Linked DNA regions of Homo sapiens: region 1 is linked to region 2. A link is a loop called in an ENCODE intact Hi-C map of the cell type or tissue named here. Cell type or tissue: natural killer cell. All regions are shown on one strand. Links, peaks and the distances in the headings refer to the core of each region. The heading gives the core; the rest is flanking DNA. Region 1 overlaps MYH13 (myosin heavy chain 13). Region 2 overlaps GAS7 (growth arrest specific 7).

Region 1 (12,554 bases), core at 1,895-9,894, 430 kb before region 2:
CCAGCTGAAGGAAACCTCATGAGCAGAGATTTTGAGGTGGAAAAACACAGAACACTTTGGAGCAGTTCTTTGTAACCTTCCAACCTTTGTCTCATCACAGCACTCACAACAAATAGGGTAAACAGAGGCAAAGGGCTCCAAAGCTCTGCACACCTGTAACCCACTCCTGGTACACACGACAGCAGGATGACTGAGGGGCATCAGACCAGAATTGGTTACATAGTTTGACCAGAATCAGATTCTTCAAGAACTGTTATTTATGGATCATGTTGGGGCATGGAAATGATCCATGAAATTATCCATCACAATGCGGTAATTCCTCCACAATATCTCACTACTTCCACCACACCAGTAAAGTGCAATGTGGGCACTTGGCTCACCAATTTATTACCTGCTTTTCCTCTCAATACCCAGATGCTCACTCTGAACAATGACCAGGTCTTCCCCATGAACCCTCCCAAATTTGACAAGATCGAGGACATGGCCATGATGACTCACCTGCATGAACCTGCTGTTCTGTACAACCTCAAAGAGCGCTATGCAGCCTGGATGATCTACGTGAGTGTCTGTAAACACCTTTTTATTTCATGTCTCTCTCTGAGTAAAAACGAGATCCAAATGATAAATGTTCTGATCTTCCCAGACCTACTCAGGCCTCTTCTGTGTCACCGTCAACCCCTACAAGTGGCTGCCGGTGTACAAGCCCGAGGTGGTGGCTGCCTACAGAGGCAAAAAGCGCCAGGAGGCCCCGCCCCACATCTTCTCCATCTCTGACAATGCCTATCAGTTCATGCTGACTGGTGAGTAATTTCTTTGATTCATATTTTTTGAAGCCATCCTTAGTTAATTTTTCAAGCTTTTGATGGGCGTTGGCCATCTGAATGGTGCAATAATCAAAGGATCTTCGGAGAGTCAGATGATTTGGGGATGAAAAGCAAAGGGTACAACATCTTCCATTGCCAGTCACAGTGCATGACAAGGCCTGTGATTATGGCTGAAGCTACACTGAGCTCTTGCTTATTTGGGAGAATGTGGAACACAAGGAGATGCCCTACCTTTGTCCCCAGGGAACCCCCAATCCAGGTGTACTTTGAAGAGAAACCATATCAGTAGCCACTCAGGGAATGCTACGTTGGAGAAATGGGTAAAGCAGTGTTCCTGCGTTCTTCCCCAAACTCAGGCTCCCCTTCACCTCCTTTAATTTCCAGAATGACCTGGGGAGTAAGGACATGGTAACACTGTCATGCCATGATGCCTAATATCAAGTCTGTCTGTTCAACCTTCACCTGACTTGACTTGGAACAGATGCTAGAAGTAGAAGCAAGGCTGGGTGCGGTGGCTCACACCTGTAATCCCAGCACTTTGGGAGGCCGAGGCAGGTGGATCACCTGAGGTCAGGAGTTCGGGGCCAGCCTGGCCAACATGATGAAACCCTCTCTCTAGTAAAAATACAAAAAAATTAGCCAGTCATGGTAGTGGGTGCCTGTAATCCCAGCTACTCAGGAGGCTGAGGCAGGACAATTGCTTGCACCTGGGAGGAGGAGGTTGCGGTGAGCTGAGATCTCGCCACTGCACTTCAGCCTGGGCAAAAAGAGCAAAACTCCGTCTCAAAAAAAAAAAAAAAAGAGTCTAGCATCTGAATCTGAGACCTGTAGATGCTTAAAAATCATCTAATGCAATGGTGTCCAAACTTCTGTCATTTCTGTCTCACAATCACAATCCTTGCCATGTCTGCAAACTTAATATTTTTCTTGAAATTAGTTCATGTTACATTAATTTTAAAGGGAAGACTAATACCACAATTTCTATTAGTTTGCTATGGCTGCTCCAGTATCACAGACTGGGGGGCTTACACAATAGAAATGTACTTTCCCACAGTTCTAGAGGATTGAAGTCCGAAGTCAAGGTGTCATCAGGATTGGTTAGTCTGAGGACGCTGAGAGAGAATCTGGCCCATGTCTCTCTCTCCTAGCTTCTATGGTTTGCTAGCAGAAATCTTTGTTGTTTTTTATTTGTAGAAGCATCACCCTGATCCCTGCCTTAATCTTCATATGGCATTCTCCCCATGTGCTTGTGTGTCTCCAAATTTCTTCTGTTTATAAGGATACCAGTCATATTAGATCAGGGGCTTGCCCTACTCCAGCATGACCTCATCTTGAGTAATTACCCCTGCATCTTGTTTACATCTTATTTCCAAATAAGGTCATATTCTGAGGTACTAGGGGTTAGAAATTCAATATGTGAATTTTAGGAGGACACAGTTCAATCCATGCTCTATTGTAAATGAAAAACCAGTATCACTTTTCACAAGTAGAAGGTAAAGGTAAAAGAAAAATGCAATGAAACCAACCAGCATCTATAAATGCTGATGAAAAGCTGTGGCCCCACAAGCTCTGAACCTGACACTTGCTTTCTTTATGGAAAAGGGCGATGGGAAAGGACTAGCAGGGAGTTAAAGATCTATAAACATGAGTAACTTCTACACTGTGGGATTCACTACAGTGAGTAGAGAATCATTCACCTCCCAGGCTGGTCATGTTGCACATCCCACATTTGAGAAATCTGCCTAAATTGTCCCAAAGAAGATTAGACATGCCCAAATCATACCAGTGGTTAATGGCAAAGACATTAACTAGAGCCTATGTTCTCCAACCACCCCCAATGTTACTTTATTTTAACATTCTGTTTGTTGTTTATTTGTTTTGTTTTGCTTCCCTCTGCATTTCTAGATCGAGACAACCAGTCTATCCTCATCACGTGAGTAACACCTCTTTGTACCATCATGACTTGGAAACCAGTGCCCTCCCTTCCACTCTCCTTTATCCCGTTTACTTTTAAATTGGCAGCGGAGAATCCGGGGCTGGGAAGACTGTGAACACCAAGCGTGTCATCCAGTATTTTGCAACAATTGCAGTTACCGGGGACAAGAAGAAGGAGACACAGCCAGGCAAAATGCAGGTGAGCAGCCCCACCTGCATCCGGAGGCTTACTGGAATAAGTATACTTTAAAGCGTGGATGAGCACCAAGTGTATGCAGGGTATGCGCTCAGTAGAAACGGCAAATAGGAAAAATTCTTTCTTTCCTCTCTGTATCCTCACACAGAACGTGTCTGCCATCAAATGTATGGGGTTTTTCCATGCCAAACAATTCTCTAATTCTCTGCAGACACCAACTGGGTGTCCTACAATTCAATTCAATTCTGATACTAACTACCTAGAGAAAGCATCAAATCACACAAGTTAAGGGCTCAGTCCTGCAAAACTGACCCCACTTTGGATACCAGGGACCAGTCCGGGCCTCCTGAACTTCTAAGCAAGCAGCTATTAATTGGGAGGAGCTCACGACCCCCGTCTCAGGTTTGGTAATTACCTAGAGTGCTTCACAGAACTCAGAGAAACACTTTGCTTACATTTGCCAGTTTGTTATAAAGGCTGTTACAAAGGATGCAGAGGAAAAGCCAAGTGGAAAAGATGTCTAGGGCAAGGTATGGGGGAGGGGCAGGGTCTCTGCAGGTGACATCCTCCCAGTACCTCTAGGTGTTCATCAACCTGGAACCTCTCTGAAGCCTTCTGTGTAGGGTTTTTATAGAGGTTGCATTACATGAGCATGATTAATTAAATCACTGGCCATTGATGATTGACTCAACCTCCAGCCCTTCTTTCCTTCCCAGGGGTCAGGAATAGGGCTGAAAGTTCCAACTCTCTAATCACGCGGTTGGTTCCCTGGCAGCCAGCCCCCATCCTGAGCTGTCCAGGACCCCGAAGCCACCAATCATCTCATTAGCACACAAAAAGACATTTATCACTTCAGATATTCCAAGGGTTTTAGGAGCTGCGTACCAGGAAACTGGAAAAAGACCAAAATATACCATTCCTATTACATCACAGTATCACATGGAGCAAAGCAGGAAGTGGTTCCACCAGAATGGACTTGAGTTCTAGCACCAGCTCCATCACCTACAGTTGAGGGACCTTGACCAACTCCACATCCTCCTCTGGAGAAGGAATGTTTACACCAGTGGTTTTCAAACTGGAGTACACATCAGAATCAACAGGAGAGATTCTTAACAAAGGGCGGCAGAACCCAGGCCCAGAATTCCTGATTGTGTAGATCTAGGGTGGGACCTCATAGTTTGCATCTTTTTTTCCTTTTTATTTTGGAGAGACAGGGTCTCACTCTGTCACCCAGGCTGGAGTACAGTGGCACACCATCATAGCTCACTGTGACTTCAAACTCCTGGGCTCAAGCGATCATCCTTCAGCCTTCCAAGTAGCTAAGACTACAGGAACCACCATGCCTGGCTAGTTTTTTTTTAATTTTTTGTAGAGATGGAGTCTCACTATCTTTCCTAGGCTGGTATCAGACCGTTGGCCTCAAGTAATCCTCCTGCCTCAGCCTTCCAAAGTGCTAATTACGAGTGTGAACTACCATACCTGGCATTTCTCATATATTCCCAGGTAGTGTTCATGCTGCTGGTCCAGGGACCACACTTTGAGAACCACTAGGTTTGACAGTAGTTTCTAAATTGCTCTGGACCCAGAAGGATAAAGCAGTCATGGAGGTGAAGGTGAAAACTCTGCTTTCTGTAGTGGATTTCTGAATAATCATTCTCATAAGTTTTTGCTACATAAAAAACCTTTTTGAGAACCACTGTTGTTATTGTATCATCCCCTGGGTCGCTTGCTTTGCTCACATTCTATTTCTCCTTCTGAAGACAAATATCTATATTAGGTGGGTCATATTACATGCAATAACAGAGGTGCATGTTATAAAAATCCATGATTTATAATGAAATGTTATCAGAAAGGCAGTCTGGATGTTCTGATGGAGGGAGTAATATTCCTGCCTAGAACCTGGCATGACCAGAAGTCACTTCAATGCTATGCTAATAAGAACCTGTCTAAGATGGTACCTTGAAGACGCCTCAGGTCTGGTGGGGGTGGGGGCGTGGGTGCTGCACTGACCACCAGGTGGAGCTGGTCGACATCTCTACCTGAACCTGCCCAGAGTACCCACCGTTTTAGTCATCAAGGGGCTACTTTAGAAAACCATCCAAAGTCCTCTTTTTCCTCTTCTTGTTTATTATTAGGGAACCCTAGAGGATCAGATCATCCAGGCCAACCCACTGCTGGAGGCCTTTGGAAATGCCAAGACTGTGAGGAATGACAACTCCTCAAGATTTGTAAGATCCGGCCCAATTTTCAAGTATCCTCCCAAAAGCATACCCTCTCCTGAAATGCTGGATATGAAAAACTGCCCCATAAACTGGAATATATGGGGGCCTTTTTCTACCCCCAAGTGATTGAGATCAATCTACCCACCTGGAATATTGTGATACACTTTGAGGAAGGTGTTGGCTTGGTCCTGGCAGAGGGAGGATTTGCCGTCCTACCCTAACTAGGCAATGTCACCTCACAGCATCCTGAAGTCACTCACATGATTCAAATCCCACAATTAGAGATCAACTTTATGCTAAAATGGGTCTCTCTGTGTGGAAACATTTTAAAATGTTAACGTCCATTAAGCCATATCTATTGGTCTAGCCACGGAAACCTTAGTGTGAATTAAGTTAGCAGATTTGACCTCTTCCAACTCAGTAGGGACTGGGAGCAGGGAAAACCTAGTGAAGGCAGAAGAGCTCAAAAATTTGAAATAGTCTGGGCGCGGTGGCTCACGCCTGTAATCCCAGCACTTTGGGAGGCTGAGGGGGGCGGATCACTTGAGACCAGGAGTTTGAGACGAGCCTGACCAGCATGACGAAACCCCATCTCTACTAAAAATACAAAAAATTAGCTGGGCATGGTGGCACATGCCTGTAATCCCAGCTACTTGGGAGGCTGAGGCAGGAGAATCGCTTGAACCCGGGAGGTGGAGGTTGCAGGGAGCCGAAGTTGCAACACTGCACTCCAGCCTGGGCAACAGAGGGCAACTCTGTCTCAAAAAAAAGAAAAAAATATTGGAATAGATTCATACTGAAGATATTGAAGGATATATGCCATCCTTCAACTTTTTACTTAGGTTTGGCTTAATCAAAAAGACATTTACTTCCCATCGGAAATAAACACACATCCAGCCCTCTATTTCATTTCACTGGCCAGTGGAGCAAGTACTCAGAGGCAAAGCCATCATTTGTGCCTATGGTTGCAAAAGTACATTAAAACTTCACACATCTTAATAGTTGGATAGTCTCAAACTTGTATTTCGTCGCCTGAAAGATAAAATGGTTATCAATGAGGAAGTAGGTAATCCATCAAGGACCATGGCTCTGAGCCTTGACTTTTGTTTCCTTGGATATGTTCTTTGTACCCTGTGCACTGCCAGTTTGCACCTGTATCCTCCCCAGTGCCCAAATAAACTCCTCTTCCTTGTGGAAGATCTGGGCACATGTTACATGGCAGAGGTATGTTACCCATGCCTGGACCAAGTTAGTTATTGCACTGGCCTGACACCAGCTTAAAGTGAAAGACAATACCTTCAGGCACTCCCTCTTCTCATTCCCATTTACTTAGTTCATGGGCCTCTACTCTTAGCCCTGACCCAGAAGTCACAATCATTCTAATTATTTTGTCCTCTTTCCACCCTCCAAATATTTGCAGGCTAGGGATGACTTCCATTGTCTTCTGTTAAGCCGCTAAATATACTGAAGACACAGCACTTACAGTGCACATGTGCCTTTACTGATCCTTCACTAACTTTTCCTGGGGTTCATTCAGAAAATATTGAGGCTAGTACTAAGTACCATCCACATTTCAGACACTGTGGGTGAAAAAGCAAGAAAACATTTTTTGTCCTCAAATTTGCGCACAGTGTCGTTGAGGACCAATTAAGCAGATAATGTATGAAGCAGGTGCATACACACAAACACGCATATGAAATTTTACCTCCCACTCCCCAGAAAGTGGGCCACCTAGACCCTGAGTTGTTCTTTTGGCAGCCAGGGAGCCAGGCCTGAGCCTGAGCCCGGGCCTCTGAGCCAGATTTGTCTGTAGTCAGCCATATGTGAAACTCAGGCAAGAAATCTCAGAAGTAGCATCTATTAAGATACAAGCAAAAAAAAAAAAAAAAAAAAAAAAAAAAAAAAAAAAAAAGTCAGACAGAACAATCCAACCAGTTACAATTAAAAGGTGTTATGAAGATTTAAGAATCCAGGTATAAGAGAACAGGATGAAAACCAGGCAGGCAGTCAAGAATGGAGTAGTCCCAAGAAGAGAGCTGGAGAAGGAGCCTGTGGGCATCCCCTGAGTTGTGGGAACAGGGACAGGTGCTTGGGTAGAGCTACCTGAGTCCTTGCTGACCCAGCTTGGGAGCACTGGGCACCCGGTGGAGAGGTGCCCATGTTCTGGCATCCCTTCCTTCTGAGCCAAGGAGAGGTCATGGTGGCCAATATCAATGACAGTGAAGAATTGTTGGCGACAGATGTAAGCATGCCATTTATTTGTTTGTTTACGGACAGAATTATTGAGTTTATGAACTGAGAGACATGTTAGTGAGCTAATGGGAAAACTGAAATCCAGGGATACTAAGTGATTAGACTCAAGATCTCAGACATCAAGGGCTCAGAGAATCAGCACAGATTGGCCCCTCCCTACTCAGCTCCTCCTCACAGCATTCCAAAATGCAAATCCAGAAGGTTCACCAAAGCAGGCCTTCAGTTCTGTTCTCTAGCATTTTTGCATTTATAATTTATCTGTGGCAGCACCTATCTAAGGCCAGCCACAAAACCATATAAATCAAATAACCGTAACATTTGTCCACCTGTTATTGGACAGGGGAAGTTCATTCGGATTCATTTTGGAGCCACAGGAAAGCTGGCATCGGCAGACATCGAAACTTGTGAGTCCAAACACTCTATAAATCCGTTGGTGTTTTGGCCACAAAAGCATCTCTTGGGAGCCTGAAATCACGTTATTTTTGTTACCTTAGATCTGTTAGAAAAATCCAGAGTGACGTTTCAATTATCCAGTGAGAGAAGCTATCATATTTTCTACCAAATTATGTCAAACAAGAAGCCAGAACTAATTGGTAAGCTCTTGGAATACCTTTCTTATGTTCCAAATCGGTGACGTTGGGAAAAAAAAAACAACCCAGAGTAAGTTATGCATAAGCCATTAAAGGGATATCTGTGTTTCACAGACCTGCTTCTGATCTCCACCAACCCCTTCGACTTCCCCTTCGTGAGCCAAGGAGAGGTCACGGTAGCCAGTATCGATGACAGTGAAGAACTGCTGGCGACAGATGTAAGCATGCCATTTATTTGTCTGTTTATGCACAGAATTATTGAGTTTATGAACTGAGAGACACGTTAGTGAGCTAATGGGAAAGCTGAAATCCAGGGATACTAAGTGATTAGACTCAAGATCTCAGAGATCAAGAGCTCAGAGAATTAGCACAGATTGGCCCCTCCCTACTCAGCTCCACCTCACAGCATTCCAAAATGGAAATCCAGAAGGTTCACCAAAGCAGGCCTTCAGTTCTGTTCTCTAACATTTTAACTGGAATGCATTTTTGCATTTATAAGATCTTTAACCTAACATTCGTTGAAAGTTTTCATGTTGCAAAACCATCTACATGGTTCTTCAAGAAAATTTAGAAAATATAAAAATGTATAAAGCAGAAAACCAAGCCCACTCTGTAATAGCCTCTCCATTTTTCTTTCTGCCTTTCACTTTAGGCTCACCTTAGACACTCAGCTCCTCAGTACACCTGTCAGGCCTGTGGTGTTTATTTTGGGGAAGTACCTGTAGGATTAATAATCTTAATAACAATAATAACCAAATATATTGAGCACTTACATGTGCCAGGCACTGAGATAAGTGGCTTTACCTGCATTGTCTCATTATAGTCTCAAAATTATGTCATTATTGTCTCCATTTTACAAATGTGGAAGCTGATTCTTAAAATATATATAATTTTCTGGAAGACACAATTCGTCAATGACAGAGTCTTTCCCTTCCTTCCTTCCTTCCTTCCTTCCTTCCTTCCTTCTTTCCTTCCTTCCTCTCTCTCTCCTTCTTTCTTCTCTTCTTTTCTTTTCTTTCTTTTTTCAGACAGAGTCTCGCTCTGTCGCCCAGGCTGGAGTGCAATGGCATGATCTCAGCTCACGGCAACCTCCGCCTCCTGGGTTCAAGAGATTCTCTTGCCTCAGCCTCCCAAGTAGCTGGAACTACAAGGCATGCACCACCATGCCTGGCTAATTTTGTGTGTGTGTATTTTTAGTAGAATTGGGGTTTCGCCATGTTGGCCAGGCTGGTCTCAAACTCCTGATCTCTGGTGATCCACCCAGCTCAGCCTCCCAAAGTGCTGGGATTACAAGCATGAGCCACTGCACCAGGCCCAATGACAGAGTATTTAAACACAGGTCTGCCTAACTACAGAGCTTACATTTTTAATTAAAGTATACCGTCTGTGAGCAATTCATCTCCACCCTTGTTGGCTCCACCCATACAAAAGCTTCAAGAGCTTGCGAAAAGGGGTCTTGTCCATCATCCTAGAGACACTGCCCCATGACCAGCTTCTTAGCCTTCATTTGGTGACATTTCCAGCTGATAATAATTGTTTTAACACAAATAGAAAAATTTTCATGATCAAATAAACTTGTTATCTTAGGTCTAATAGTGTTAAAAGAAAAATTTGAGACAAATTAAATTTAGCAGAGTTTATTTGTGCAAAGAATGATTCATGAGTTGGACCACACTCAGCACCTGGAGAGGCTCAGAGAGCTCCACCCAGCAACATGGCAGGCAGTATTTATAGGCAGAAAAAGGAAGTGACATACAGAAACAGCTTGATTAGGTACAGGTCTGCCTTTGCCTTATCTGCAGGTGGTGTGATGAAGCATTTGTGTTATATGCACAATGGCCCATCAGTTTGGCAGCCTGTGATTGGCTGAAGCTCAGCTGCTGTGATTGGCTGAGACTCAGCTGCTGTGATTGGCTGAAGCTCAGCTGCTGTGATTGGCTGAAGCTCAGCTGCTGTGACTGGCTGAGACTCAGCTATTTGTTACAAGAATATACTCTTAGGTTGCAGTTTGTTTACATACTAATTTAGGTTATAGTTTGCTATGTATGGAGGCAGTTTTAGACCAAATTTAATTTAAGTTGTTATATATTTTTAATGAGGTTTCCCCAGTCTTCACTAACTTGTAAGCACAGAAAGGGCCAGGCTAATGACTGCTACAAGGCCCCCATCCACTGAGAAAGGCCCACCTAAGGAATTCTAAAAGTCACCTTACCTAAGTCATGTCCTCACCAAGATGCCTTCTGCCAGATGCGGCTGTTGCTCCTTCCTCTCACGGAGCCTTTTTTTGGTTTTTTGTTTTTTGTTTTTTTTGAGATGGAGTCTCGCTCTGTCCCCAGGCTGGAGTGCAGTGGTGCGATCTCGGCTCACTGCAACTTCTGCCTCCCAGGTTCAAGCAATTCTCTGCCTCAGCCTCCCAAGTAGCTGGGATGACAGGCACCTGTCACCACGCTCGGCTAATTTTTGTATTTTTAGTAGAGAAGGGGTTTCCCCATGTTGGCCAGGCTGGTCTTGAACTCCTAGCCTTGTGATCCACCCACCTCGGCCTTCCAAAGTGCTGGGATTACAGATGTGAGCTACCGCGCCTGGCCTCACGGAGCTTTTATAGCCTGCCTGGTATAGTCTCCCTTTTTATGAACTCAAAGTCAACTGATTGGTAACTTCATAATGGGAGTGACATCCCATCATATACCCAGGTTCCACCTGCACCCCTTTGGAGATGACATTCTCCAAAAGGGTCCCCAGGCAGTGACGCTTTCACCTGCTCCTTTTAGTGTTTTTGAAAGAGTTCTTTCTCTTTTAACCTACAACGACCCTTCCCTAGGACAGAGATATGCAACCCTGAAATGGGATATGGATTCAAGGGATGGCCATCATGGCCTCGGAATCTCTCCTCCCCATATATCCCAGCTCCTGGCATAGGCTCATTCTCCACTAAAGGGGGTGCCACTCCAAGAATGCTTGACTCTCCAATATCATCCTGCTGGTGTTGGCCTATTGGGTCTATCCTACGTGCTCACCAAACACGTCCAAACATGTTTCAATCCTACCAATGGACACTCTACAGGCTCAGGCTGCAAACCCTACTGCATAATCAATATGTGTACCCCAGAGAAGGATTTCTTTTTGTTGAAACCTTTGTGGTGGAAGACAGGCAACATGATTATAAAACCAAACCAGCAATGACCCTAGGTTTTGAAGGGACCAAGACCTAACTCCAGTCCCAGTCTTATCACACCCTCCCTGTATGACAGGCTACTTACCAACTAGACCCTCAATTCTTCATCCAGAAATCTGGAAAAACCTGCACAGCTAAAGGGGCTTCATGGGGATTTAATAACATACAGATGATGCCTACCCAATGTCTAGCACATAGAAAGAGCTCTGCAAAAGCTTGCCCCTTTCTCATTTGGGAAATGATGATGCCATCTTTGATGATCTTCCCTTCCAGATCTAATATTCCATAATGCATATTGTCTTGAGTCTGAACAATGCTGGAACTCCTGGATTACAATGCCAAACTCTTAAGCCATTAAACATTATTTCCCAGTCATTCTCCATGACATTCCCAGCTCTCAGTATCATACAATGGTTCCCAATCGCCTCATCCAGAAAACTGCTCCCCCAAATCTATGTACAGTGAGAAAAGATCATAATCAGTTCTCTTTTTTTTTTTTTTTGAGATGGAGTCTCACTCTGTCTCCCAGGCTGGAGTGCAATGGTACAATCTTGGCTCACTCCAACCTCCGCCTCCCAGGTTCAAGTGATTCTCCTGCCTCAGCATCCTGAGTAGCTGGGACTACAGGTGCCAGCCACCATGCCTGGCTAATTTTTTGTATTTTTAGTAGAGATGGAGCGTCGCCATGTTGGCCAGGATGGTCTCAAACTCCTGACCTCGTAATCTGCCTGCCCTGGCCTCTCAAAGTGCTGGGATTACAGGCGTGAGCCACCGCGCCCGACTGTAATCAGTTCTTATTTGATGGAAGGAAACAGACAATTCACATCTTTTTCCCATAGTCTTCACCCACCCACACAAACACGTGAAACAAATGGTTTCTAATTTACCACATCCCCACCTGTCATCCACTTATTTGGGCAAATGCTGTCTCATATGCTATACAAAAAAGAGGTAAGGTCTTTGCCAAGAAAAGGCTGCATATGGATCCCTGATTCCTGCTATGACAGTTGTCCTTTTTTTCTTTCCAGAATGCCATTGACATCCTGGGCTTCAGCTCAGAGGAGAAAGTCGGGATCTACAAACTGACGGGAGCCGTGATGCATTATGGGAACATGAAGTTCAAGCAGAAGCAGCGTGAGGAGCAGGCGGAGCCAGACGGCACCGAAGGTAACTGCATCTGGGAAAGGGATGCGATTGGGTCCATCTATGTTCATGTGCGGGCGAGGCCGTGTGAGATAAACTGCATTCATTTCAAGAGCTGTTCTTCCAAAACTGCATAAATCAAATCTGGGTTTCCTGAAGCTCATTGTAGCATGCACTAGGAAGTCTGCTCACTCAGTCAAGGACTCCCAGAGTAGT
Region 2 (12,554 bases), core at 2,950-10,949:
TTTTCTTCCAGCAGCTCCCCTGCTTTGGCAGACCAATGGCATTGAAAACACAGCCTCTTCTTGAGCCTGTGCCTTTCCAGGGGTTGCCAATGGGCTACTGCAGACTGGCCCTGGACAACCACATGCTCAGAACATTTTAAGTTAGTGTTCAGGACACAGGGTGGACCTCACCATTCAGTTGACAGGAAGCTCATGAAGACCCGTCATGCAAAACAGACTTTGCTACGAGAGGCTCTCGGCTGCTTCCAGCCTGTCGGTCAGTGTTGGTGGCCTCAAGCGGTCATCGCAGCAGCCTAGTGGTTTTATGGCGATTCCTTGAGAAGAAAGTGGCTCCAAGGATGTATTTGACTGCCATGAATAATATAGCTCCATATGCCAAAAACCGTTTTTAATGTCTGCTCCAAAAGACTTATTGAAATTCTGCTCTGAATGCTCTGTGTCAGGGGTAAAAGCTCTTTAAGAAATGCAATTTTGTTGCAGCAATTTTTGTGGTTTTTCTGGTCCATTAGCTCAAGCCATTGCTAATAGCAACAGATTGCTAAAGAAATGAGAGAGCCGTATACAAAGAAAGTTATACCTGGCTCCTGCTGAAGAAGGGAGAAGAGCAGAATTCCTTCTGCTGATAGAAAATCTCATGCGGTAGAGGCTCTGCGTTCCATCAGAAGATTTAGGGGACAGGAGTGAGGAGACATGAGTTGTATCTCAGTATTGTCACTAACAAGCTCTGTGACCTTGAGCAAGTCACTTAGCTCCCCTGGGGTTTCATTTCTTCACATATGAAATGAAGAATTCAGACCAGATCAGTCTCTTTACACTTATCTGACAGTGACTTACAATGATGCATTTTATGTGAGCATTCAGAACCTGTCTGTAGGTATCCACTCCGATATCTGCACACAGACATTCACACACATCTGTAGCTGAAACAAACGTTTCATAAAACAGTATTTATCCTCCTACTTAAAATGTACTCTGGTATTTTCTGTTCAAGTCTGGTCTGTTCTCACCAAAAAGCTGGTCCTGGCCCATTAAATCGATTTCACAACTCTCGGCCGCACACCGTCTGAAAAATATCAGACTAGACAGTGTCTGAAATTCCTACCAACTTGGAACTTCTCTTATTCTCTTCTGATGTGTGAGATGAAAAGGAAGCAAAGAGAGCGAGAGTTTTGGAAAGAAAAACTGATGGGCCATGACAGGCCGGCCTGAGTCTGTGAGGACACTTTGAGGAAGGACTTCTGATTCCTGGTTCAACAGAGATGCTTAAAAGTTAAGAATGGGTACTAAAGATACCAGCCTAACCATTTTAAAGGAAAAAAAAAACTGTCTTTTAAAAGTACTTAATATCGTCGGGCACAGTGGCTCACACCTGTAATCCCAGCACTTTGGGAGGCCGAGGCGGGCGGATCATGAGGTCAGGAGATCAAGACCATCCTGGCTAACATGGTGAAACCCCGTCTCTACTAAAAATACAAAAAAAAATTAGCCAGGTTTGGTGGCGGGTGCCTGTAATCCCAGCTACTTGGGAGGCTGAGGCAGGAGAACGGCTTGAACCTGGGAGGTGGAGCTTGCAGTGAGCCAAGATTGCGCCATTGCACTCCAGCCTGGGAGACAGAGTGAGACTCCGTCTCAAAAAAATAAATAAATAAATAAAATACTTGATGTCTGTAGCGAGATGGAGATGCCAGGCATCCTCATCTGTGGAATCAAATCACTTGTGATAGTTAGCAGCGTCACGCTTCCAGAATGTCATTTGAATTTGGGGAAAGCTTCCTGGCATATTGGCAGGTTCATGGGCTTTTCCCCAGACCACAGAACCTGGGGCTGGGGTCCAGGAAACCTTAATGTTGAAAACTCTTCAGGTCATTCCTGGGCGTATTAAAGCCTGAAAGTCACTTGCTTTCCATGTCCTTAGAGACCCCGGAGTTTCTGAGTCAGCAGGCTGAGCTAACTCTCCCAGATTCCCGGAGTCGTACAGCTGCTCCTACTCAGCAAATGCCAAACCTATATACGTGGGAAAGGGGTTTATTTATTCTCGTAAGCTCTCAAGATTTTTGTAGCATCCTGCAAACTGCCGCCAGGTGGGGATGTTTTCCTATACAGGGAAGGTTCCAGGGGCTCAAAAAAAATAGTAGGACATATTTACAACTAACACGAGGAGGAGAGAGGGGTGTTTGGATGGCCAGTTCTCTGTTAGTCTGTGACGGTCATCCAGCGACAAAGCTGTCTTCTTGTCACCCAGGGGATTGAGCTCTGAAGAGTTTGTCATTCTCTCTACAAACACAGAAGGGGCACCCACCCAGCCCCAGCCCAGGTCAGACACTGGGCACAGCAGTGCTCAACCCAGATGGGGCCCCTGCCCGCTTGGAGCTCCCAGCCCCGTGTAAGTCAGTTGCTTAGAATAGGGACACCTAAGTCCTGGTTGTATCCAGAGAAAAAGATATTGTACAGCAAAAACCTGAGGGAGAGGAGAGAAGTCACAGAACCCTCGTTGGGATATCATCTGTCCAGGGAAGTTGAGCTGTGCTCCCTAGAGACACCTCTAAGACCGGTGGAGGCAGATTTGCGGTGGTGGGGTGGTCATAGGTTGAAGAGAGTTGCCTGATTCCAGGCAGTGGGGTGGGAGGGGTGCACAGGGCTAGGGTGCCACCTGGCTTTGACCACAGCAGGTCCCGTTGATCTGTTTTCTTATAAATGTTATGGGCTGGGCACGGTGGCTCACGCCTGTAATCCCAGCACTTTGGGAGGCCGAGGCGGGCGGATCACGAGGTCAGGAGATCGAGACCATCCTGACTAACACGGTGAAACCCCATCTCTACTAAAAATACAAAAAAAAAAAAAAAATTAGCCGGGCGTGGTGGCAGGTGCCTGTAGTCCCAGCTACTCGGGAGGCTGAGACAGGAGAATGGCGTGAACCTGGAAGGCGAGGCTTGCAGTGAGCCGAGATCGCGTCGCTGCACTCCAGCCTGGGCGACAGAGCGAGACTCTGTCTCAAAAAAATAAATAAATAAATAAAAAATAAATAAATGTTATGCTCACAAACAAAAGGAACAAATTTTAAGGAAAAGTTCTTTTAAAGGGGGGTGGGATGGGAAAGAGGGAAGGAATAAAAGAGAAGAAAAAAGCTTAAAACCCTGATGCCACCCAGCTCTTCTGACAGCATAAACCCTTTTCTCTGGCCCCTGGGATACAGGGCGGTTCCCTTTGCCTGTGCTCCAGGCAGCCCAGCAAGCTGAGAATGTCTTTATGAGCGCAATGCGGGACAGTTGCCCTTGTGAGTTTCCAGCAGGTCTCCAACAGTTCCCACCATCAGTTCCTCGAGGTTTGGACCCTGTCTAGCTCACCTTTGTATTCTCAGCACCTGCCATGGAGTAGATGTTCGATAAATAGGACTGACCTGAGACCTTCTAATTGAATGGCATTCATTCGACTGTTCTTTACTGAAGCCGCGTACCCCAGTCACTGTGCTGAGTGCTTGGAGACACAGACGCTGATGTGGTTTCTGTCCCCAGAAAGCTCTCAGTTCGGAAAATAAGGGAGAGAGACATAAGAACAAAGCCGTGCAAGAAGCTGTGGGATAAAATAAGTGTGTGAGGTCATTGATTATTATTGTTTTTTGTTTGTTTGTTTTGTTTTTTTTTTTTGAGACCAAGTCTCACTCTGTCACCCAGGCTGAAGTGCAGTGGCACAATCTCGGCTCACTGCAACCTCCCAGGTTCAAGTGATTTCCTGCCTCAGCCTCCTGAGTAGCTGGGATTACAGGCACCTGCCACCACTCCCAGCTAATTTGTGTGTGTGTGTGTGTGTGTGTGTGTGTGTGTGTGTGTGTGTGTATGTAGTAGAGATGGGGTTTCACCATGTTGGCCAGGCTGGTCTCGAACTCCTGACCTCAGGTGATCAACCTGCCTTGGCCTCCCAAAGTGCTGGGATTACAGGCATGAGCCACCGTGCCCAGCCCATTGATTATTAACTTGATTTAGCCATTCCACAATATATACATATTTCAAAACAGCATATTATAAACCATAAATAGTAAAAAATTCTAAAAATTTAAAAGCTGCAGAAGCTCAGAAAAAAAGTAGTTAACAGATGGGGAAATCAGAAGGCTCTAGTTGCTAACCACTTATCCTGTAGACGTGTGTGGGGGCCTCCTGAGCTAAGGTGACCTGCCTAAGCTGAGACCTGATAGGCAGCCACGTGTCAGGGGGTGTCTCTCACCTTCCTGCCAGGTCGCTACCCCAGACTCATCCTCACTTGCCTGGGGAAGTGGGGGTGCCCCTCCCATCCCTCCTCCCTGCACTGGCTTACAGCTGATGCCCTGGGTCCTGAGTGTGCGTCTCTACTCTCCCAACAGCTTCACAGCGAGGTGGAGAAGCCCCTGATGAACTTCCGTGAGAACTTCAAGAAAGACATGAAGAAGTGCGACCACCACATTGCCGACCTTCGCAAGCAGCTCGCCAGCCGCTATGCCTCGGTGGAGAAGGTGAGAGGCCCAGGACGCTGGGCCAGGGCAGGTGCATGGGGGACTGCCTGGAAGAAGGGGGACTGGGAAGCCAGCAGTGGCTCCATACGCCAAGGCTGAGTCTTTGTCCCCAGGTAGGGGAATAGGGGGATGTCCAAGCCTCGTGCCTACGCCAGAGCACCCCACCCATCCAAGGGCAGATAGGAGCTGCCTCCCTGTGGTGCTGGAATGACCACCCAGAGGGCCAGGGGTGCGAGGAGAGGCTGCAGCTGCAGTGGGCAGTCGAGTGGCTGTTGGCGACCAGTTAAACCCCGAGCCTAGCAGTGCTGCTGCTGGTTCACGTGGGGCCCCGTGTTTAAGCCTCACCTGGCTGAGTCGTCCTGACTCAGTCACCGCCTCCCTGCTCTCCTTCCTGCTCAGGGATGAGGCTGAGTCCTGGGTGGTCTCACCTCCAGGGAACTGATGTTCAGCCTTAGAGGGAAGAGAGTGTGCCCCAGGGACTGATTCCCAGTCCCCAGTGCCTTAGAGAGGAGAAGGGGGCTCAAACTGCTGGGACACCCTGGGCCCAGCCAACTGCCGCCACCCAAGGACCACAGAGATGCCAGTGGTGGCCTGGAGGAAAGGCAGTACAGTGAGGGGAACAAGAGGGCCGAGGCTTGTCCAGCTCCAGAACGGGAGGGCTGTTGCTACATCCTATTAAGTGCTGCAGGGAGGTGACACAGATGGCCTTTGTGGTCCCTTCCAAGCAGAGGGGCTGTGACTTTAGGACTGCCTAGGTCCCCAGTCTTTGTACAGGCTCCATCGGGAAAAAAACGTGGTTTGAGAGATTGAGGTAGGCTGAGTCCAGATGTCACTGGAAGAGGCAAGGACGAAAAGAGTTGGGTTGTAGCCTCTACCTAGCTGGGTGGTGCCACTCTGGCTGCTGGGCCTCTCTGGACCACTGTGGCATCATCCACACAAACAAGGGGCGAAAGGACTCCAAAGGGAAGCTGGGCTGCGTGGCCCAGGAGGCCCACTGGCTCCGAGCTGTATGAGCAGCTTCTCCGTGTCCTTGGACCCCAGGCCCGGAAAGCCCTCACAGAGCGGCAGAGAGACCTGGAGATGAAGACCCAGCAGCTGGAGATCAAGCTGAGCAACAAGACAGAGGAGGACATCAAGAAGGCGCGGAGAAAGTCCACACAGGCTGGTAAGTGCTGGGCACCCGCCTGGCCTGGTCAGTGCACACAGAAGGAGAGGGCACGGGGCTAGGAGATGAGGTGACTGGCGAGGGTGCATCTCTCCTTTGCAAGACTGCAGCGAGGAAATTACTTCCCTTGTTTGCCAGGAGGTACCCCCTCTTCCCTTCTCTCTGACCCACACCCAGAGATCTCAAAGAAAGAGACTTTGGGGGTCAGAGGAAGGACACAGGCCGGGCTAGTTCTGGGGCATGGTAGAGGCTGGACTCCTTACTCTCTCCCTGGTCGTGGCTTTTTTTGTTTTCCGCCCAAGCCCCAGATCTCTGACCAGGAGGTGGACAAACTCCTTCATGCACTGAGAGCTCAGGGCCCTGTCCCTGTTCAGAGCCCACAGAAGCACACAGCTCACCCAAGCTGCCCACTTCCCCAGGAAGCAATGCTCTCTCTGAAGGTTCACCTATGGGGATGGGCTCCTGCCCTGGGAACAGAGGCTGACACTTTGTTTAAAGAAATAACCAGATTTCAGTCTCTTGGGAATAGTCTCCCAATGAGTTGGTTTCTGCTTCCACCTAGTGGTCAAAGTTAGCTAATACACAAAGAGGAAGAGAAGGCCTGGTAGAACCAGTGAAAACCTCGGTAACTAGATCTAAGGGAAGCCACGTTTCACTGCACGAGAGGACACGCATGTTGCCTCTGGAATTAGAATGTGTGCCGTAGTATTAGAGTTTGGTCTGTAGGTCCCTTTCACCTCAATTTCTGGTGAACCTGTTACAATTCCTTCATTATAGAAGAAAGCAGCCACCTTACATTTCAAAATAAGGTAAGATAGAAATAAGTCAATAAAAAATAATGTAATAGAAGGATAACGTTTATTATACAAATCTTATAATGCACAATAATAAATTACAGGATCAAGAAGTAGAGGGCACAGTATATTTATTGGTAGAGAGAAGGGGGGGCACAGAAGGGGAAGAGATCTGTTTAAATTATTAAGTTATTAAAAAAATAACTTATAGGCCAGGTGCAGTGGCTAACACCTGTAATCCGGCAGTCTGAGAGGCTGAGGCAGGAGGATCAGTTGAGCCCAGGAGTTCGAGACCAGCCTGGGCAACATAGTACCTCATCTCTACAAAAAAATTTGAAAAAATTAGCTAGGCATGGTGGTGCATGCCTGTAGAATCAGCTACTCAGGAGGCTAAGGTGGAGGATGGCTTGAACCCAGGAGGTTAAGGCTGCGGTGAACTATGATCACACCATTGCATTCCAGCCTGGGTGACAGAGAGAGACTCTACCTCAAAAAACAATTATATTGCAAAAACAGTATTGGTACATGGCAAAATATTTTAATCAGCAGACAAGAATATAAAATGCTATTCACAGAAATAATCACCATCTCTTCCTAGTGTTTTGATTTTTAAATATTTAAATTTATATACATTTGATCATACAATCTATCTTCTGAACTTATTTAATATATCTTGGAAATACCTCTTTTTCATTTCTGTAAATCTTTTTGCCCATCCATTCATGCATATCAAACTTTTTAATGGCTGGCCAGTGTCCAGTTGTATGATTGTACCCAAATTTGTTTCATCATTCCCTTAACTGAGGTTTAGGACTCTTAGATTGTTTCAGAGTGCTTGCCAGCCAGTGAAGCTGTGTTATTGTACCTGCATCTTTGTGTGTGCCTAAGACCAGATCTGCATATAGAGAGAATATAGTTGCTGAGTCAAAGGGTATTATTCGTCTTGATGGATATTTCCAAATTGCTTTCCAGAGAGAGCACCTATCAACAGCATCTATGAATAATGCCTGTTCTCTAAATGCTTATCAACATTGTGTGTTATCAAGATTTGAAATTGGTAGTGAGTGGGGAAAAATGATATTTTGTTTTTAATTTGCTTTTCTCCATAACCCAGGTTGAGTATGTAAAATATACATATAAATCATTGTTGTACTTTCTGTGAACTGATTAACTCATATCCTTTCCCCACTGACCATAGATTCTTTATCTATCAGGGAGATGAATCGTTTTTCATTTTAATTGCAGATATTTTTCCTAGATTGTCATTTGTCTTTTAGTTTTGTTCTTTGTAATTTTTTTTTTTTGCTTGTTTGTCTATTTTTTCTTGCTGTTTTTCTGTACAGTGATATTTCCCATAAGAAGCCTAGATTTCGGAGCTGATTTAGATCTTTTTTTTTAATCACCTAGAGGGTTTTTTCTTACTTTTTTTTTTTGTTTCAGGTGTTTATTTTTGTTTTTGTTTTTAAAATAGTGAAGGCCGGCCGTGGTGGCTCACGCCTGTAATCCCAGCACTTTGGGAGGCCCAGGCGGGCAGATCACGAGGTCAGGAGTTCAAGACCAGCCTGGCCAACATAGTGAAACCTCGTCTCTACTAAAAATACAAAACTTAGCTGGGTGTGGTGGTGTGTGCCTGTAATCCAAGCTACTTGGGAGGCCAAAGCAGGAGAATCGCTTGAACCCAGAAGGCAGAGGTTGCAGTGAGCTGAGATCGCAGCACTGCACTCCAGCCTGGGCAAGAGAGTGAGACTCTGTCTCAAAAAACAAAACAAACAAACAAACAAAAAAAGACAGTGAAATATGTAACCCACCAGACATTTATTTTTCCTTACACTGGTGGTCTAACCATATTCCACAGGTTCTTATTTGTGGTGGTTTTATTTCTGCTATTTTCATTATGTTTTGCTATTTGGGTTTTCATTTGATCTTCGAACCAAGAATTGTTTCAAAGAAAATCTTTATATGTTTACAAGCAAGGGCTTTGTTGTTGTTTTCTAATCTTGCTATTTTTTTTTACATAGTTTTATTGCATTGTCATCAGATAATACGGTCTCTCATTCCTGTAGTTTGGAATTATTTTGTGACGAAAGTGACAGTCCTTAGACCTAACTCTGAAAAATACCGCCTCTTCTGAGCACTCGCTGTGGCCAGCCTCCATGCTTTAGAGCATTGTCTCTTTTGATCAGCACAGTCCCCCTGCAGGGAGGTATTTTTATACCCTTTACAAATGAGAAGACTGATGGCAGAGAAAATGAGAACCTTCCATGAGGTCCACAGTGGTGGAGCGGCGAAGCCACAATTCAGTCTCCTCTCATTCCAGAGACTCTGCTTGTCGCCATTTTGCTGGACAGCCTGTTGCTCAGGAAATGCCACCTGTTCTTTCCTTCTGTTCCTTTCCTCCCTCTTCCTCATCTTTTCCAAGGCTACTAGAAGGAAAGACATCAGATCCTCAGGGATCATCATCATCATCATCATCATCATCATCATCTTCATCACCACCATAGCCCATATTAATATTTGGCTCTCTACGCCCATCTCTATTCTAAGTGCTTTACATATTTTGACATATTTATTCCTCATAACAACTTGGTAAAGGTACAATCGTTATCTCCATTTTACAGATGAAGACACGGAGGCAAGCGCAGGATAACCGACTTGTCTACGATTACATAGCTAATAAGTAGTTGAGCTGGGATGACAACAAAGGCTTTTTTTTTTTTTTTTTTGAGATGGAGTCTTGCTCTGTCGCCCAGGCTGGAGTGCAGTGGTGCGATCTCTGCTCACTGCAAGCTCCGCCTCCCTGGTTCATGCCATTCTCCTGCCTCAGCCTCCCGAGTAGCTGGGACTACAGGCGCCTGCCACCACGCCTGGCTAATTTTTTATATTTTTAGTAGAGACGGGGTTTCACCGTGTTAGCCAGGATGGTCTCGATGTCCTGACCTCGTGATCCACCCGCCTCGGCCTCCCAAAGTGCTGGGATTACAGGCGTGAGGCACCGCGCCTGGCCAACAAAGGCATTCTTGTCCCACAATCCATGGTCTTAACCAATACTGTTCTAAAAAGTTCCAATTTCAAGCTCTTGGGCTGCCATAGAGAGAAGGTACAGCCCCCTTCACCTACTCTGTTTCCCAATGCTGTGGAAGTTCCTGAAGCAATTTCTCAAAATCAGCATTGACACACAGGGCTCAGGGAGTTTCACAGTGTACAGAGCAGCACGCCGCCCTCCTCCTCGGCCAGGCAGGAGCTCTTGCTAGAAATGCATTTGCATTTCGGAGGCTGAGGCGGGCGGATCACAAGGTCAGGAGTTCGAGACTAGCCTGGCCGATATGGTGAAACCCCATCTCTACTAAAAATACAAAAACTAGCCAGGGGTGGTGGCGCATGCCTGTGGTACCAGCTACTCGGGAGGCTGAGGCAGAAGAATCACTTGAACCCGGGAGGTGGAGGTTGCAGTGAGCCGAGATTGCGCCACTGCACTCCAGCCTGGGTGACAGAGCCAGACTCCGTCTCAAAAAAAAAAAAAAAAAGAAAAAAATGCATTTTACGGTGCAGCATCCACTTTCTTCTCTCCGGTTCAGTGCCTCTTGGGATCAAGGGTCCAGTCATTGGCCTTGGACCAAGAACAAAATGAATAAATGCCTTGGTGTGGGCTCTGTTATTCAAGGCACACTCGCGTCTGGTGTGTGGCATAGCTAGGGGTATGGTTCGCAGCTAGGCCTGGGGCCTGGAGACATAACCTTCCCTGTTCTCTTTGACTTTCCTATCAGAGTACCTATGAGCCACAATGATGATACTATAGGAGTCACTTTGACTCTACTCGAATTACTAAATTCTACTCTAGCATTCTGCTTCTAGAATTACTAGAGAAAATTACTTCACTTTGGGGTTCACTCATGAGCTTTTTCCATCGTGAGCAAACACCATGATGCCTTCCTCTTGCTGGAGCCCTGTGAGGATGAGGAAGCTACGCTGAGACAAAGCCGTGCATGAGAGCTGTGCTGCTCTGCCTGCCACGTGCACACACATTACCAGAGCGTCTCATAAACATGCAGTCTCTGATTCAGTAGGTCTCGGATCTGTCCTGGGTTTCTGAATTTCTAGCCGACCCCAGGGCATACAAGTGCCACTGGCCCACAGACTGTGATTTGTGTAGCAAGGTTCCAAGGTGCTGGTACGCTTAGTAATGTTTGCAATTACTTCGCAGTGTGTTTTCTTTCTAATTACAAAATGTTCTAAACATACATATGATAACAAAGTAATAGAGTAGTCCTAAAGATTGAATAGTTATGTTTGCCTCGGATCTTTCTGTGATGACATAAAATGCAATAGAAGGAGCTGATTCCTGCCCACTCACCCTTTCTCTGTTTCCCAAGGTAGCCACTCTCCTGAAGCTGGGGTGTGCTCCTCCAGTGCATGTTTTAGACTGTGACTACAGATGCGTTCTTTTGTGTTTCAGAAGGACATCTTGCAGTGTGTTCATGCACACACACACACACACACACTTACATGATCTGCAAATTTATCTTCCTTAATTATTCTTAGCACCAAATTGTGTGTGACATGTTTTAACCAATCTGGACTCCCCAGTGTAAAATAAAACTGCCATCTTTAGAGAGGGAAGCATTTCTTGGGCTCATGATAGGATTGGGGGTCCTAGGAATACCCTAGACACACACACACACACACACACACACACACACACACACACACACACAAAATGAGAACCACCATCCTGAATCCTTGGTATCTGGGGTCAGGCTTCAGGGGGACACCTGAGCTGGGTTCTCATGGGGCTGGGTTGCCCCCTTCCTTCCCTGGCTCTGCTTTCTTCTTCTTCCTACTGCCATCCCTTTTCCAGCTTTCCAGCGGCCACCATGACCCCAGGGGGAGGAGAAGGCTTGGCTGTGGGGCTCAGGGTGGGGCACAGAGTCATGGTGAGGATAGGATGCTTCATGATGGTGACTGTGGTCTTTTTCCAGGAGACGACCTCATGCGCTGTGTGGATCTCTACAACCAGGCCCAGTCCAAATGGTTTGAAGAGATGGTGACCACCACATTGGTAAGCGGGCAGGGATGTGTGGACATGGCAGTACAGAGGCTGACACAGAGCAGCCCCTGGTGGTTGTTGGTGGGCGCGGGGATGATGGGGTGGAGTGACCCTGGAGATGGTCATCAAATCTACTTCAGTGTTGGGGTCGAAACCTCAATGTGAGCCAGCTTATGTGGATTCAGATCTCTGCTCCAGCGCTTCCTAGCTGTGTGGATGTGGGCAGGGTTGGGTTGGATATGGCTACATCCTTCTTGGGCTGTCCCCTGAGAGGTCAGGGTCAACTGAGGACTCTCCTCAACTAAGTGGACAAGGGCCTCTTTAGGAAAAATAGCCAAGCTATAGGAAGAGAGGACCGCCCCACACATGCACACACACGAGTTGCAGGTCCTTGGTAGGAGATCCTTGCAAAGTGGATGGATGGGTGAGGATGGAGCTAGGCAGTGGGGTGGGGGAGGCCTCTCACCAAGGGTGAACAACAGGCGGCAGGGCCGATGATGCTCTTGAGTATTTCTTGTAAAGGGGCAGCATCTCCTTATCAGTCAGCACCTGCCTGAGTGGACAGTGAAGTGTGGCTGGTACTTGGGCCAGATGGGACAGGAGGCATCATGCCAGGTGCTCATCGGATCAGCCCACTGCCTAAAGCCACCCCTGTCCATCCAGCACAGGACTAACCAGCTGCCTTCCCCAGGTGTCAGCCCACCAGAGCAGATTAGAGGCCTCCACCAGGGACAGTGACCTAGTTTTCCTCCTGGTTAATCTCCTAATTAAGCCCCCTGCTTTACCCCCCTTTCTGATTAATCACCTGGGCAGTGACCTAGTTGTATGCAGAGTAACAGCCGGATCCCCTAGATTCCAAAGACACAAAACCATCTAGAAACCAGAGGACAAACCCTTTCCACGCTCCCCTTTGACAAAAGCTGTGCCACGTGCAGCCCAGTCTGCCTCCCTGGCCCGGTCTCTATTGCGGCCACAGCACTAGGCATAGGCAGAGGAAGGGAGGCTGCTCAGCAGAGGCCCAGGGACAAGGTCCCAGGAATGTGTGGCATGGAGCTCCCACATGTGCCC

The links. Peaks named below come from ENCODE experiments on the same cell type or tissue, not always from the same donor. Only the 100,000 strongest peaks of a DNase experiment are listed, where the experiment ranks them.
Region 1: it touches region 2 in a loop (10-fold over the local background); 5 of 110 quality-filtered maps call a loop at or near these places.

What each region holds. Positions count from the first base shown.
Region 1 is chr17:10,350,364-10,362,917 of GRCh38, reverse strand. It overlaps MYH13 (myosin heavy chain 13), which reads left to right. Exons shown (of 41, transcript NM_003802.3): 4 at 415-558; 5 at 644-800; 6 at 2,730-2,757; 7 at 2,847-2,958; 8 at 5,091-5,183; 9 at 7,771-7,834; 10 at 7,925-8,023; 11 at 8,135-8,238; 12 at 12,224-12,362. Among named protein-coding and RNA genes, the nearest start is that of MYH13, 16 kb to the left of the region's middle. In natural killer cell, for the core only: CTCF peaks have their summits at 4,780 and 4,989 (motif pointing right); a DNase peak (open chromatin) is centred at 4,967.
Region 2 is chr17:9,918,570-9,931,123 of GRCh38, reverse strand. GAS7 (growth arrest specific 7) reads left to right here. Exons shown (of 14, transcript NM_201433.2): 10 at 4,355-4,483; 11 at 5,525-5,648; 12 at 11,419-11,498. Among named protein-coding and RNA genes, the nearest start is that of RCVRN, 20 kb to the right of the region's middle. RefSeq lists an enhancer at 5,141-6,067. In natural killer cell, for the core only: CTCF peaks have their summits at 6,007 and 6,216 (motif pointing left); a DNase peak (open chromatin) is centred at 6,213.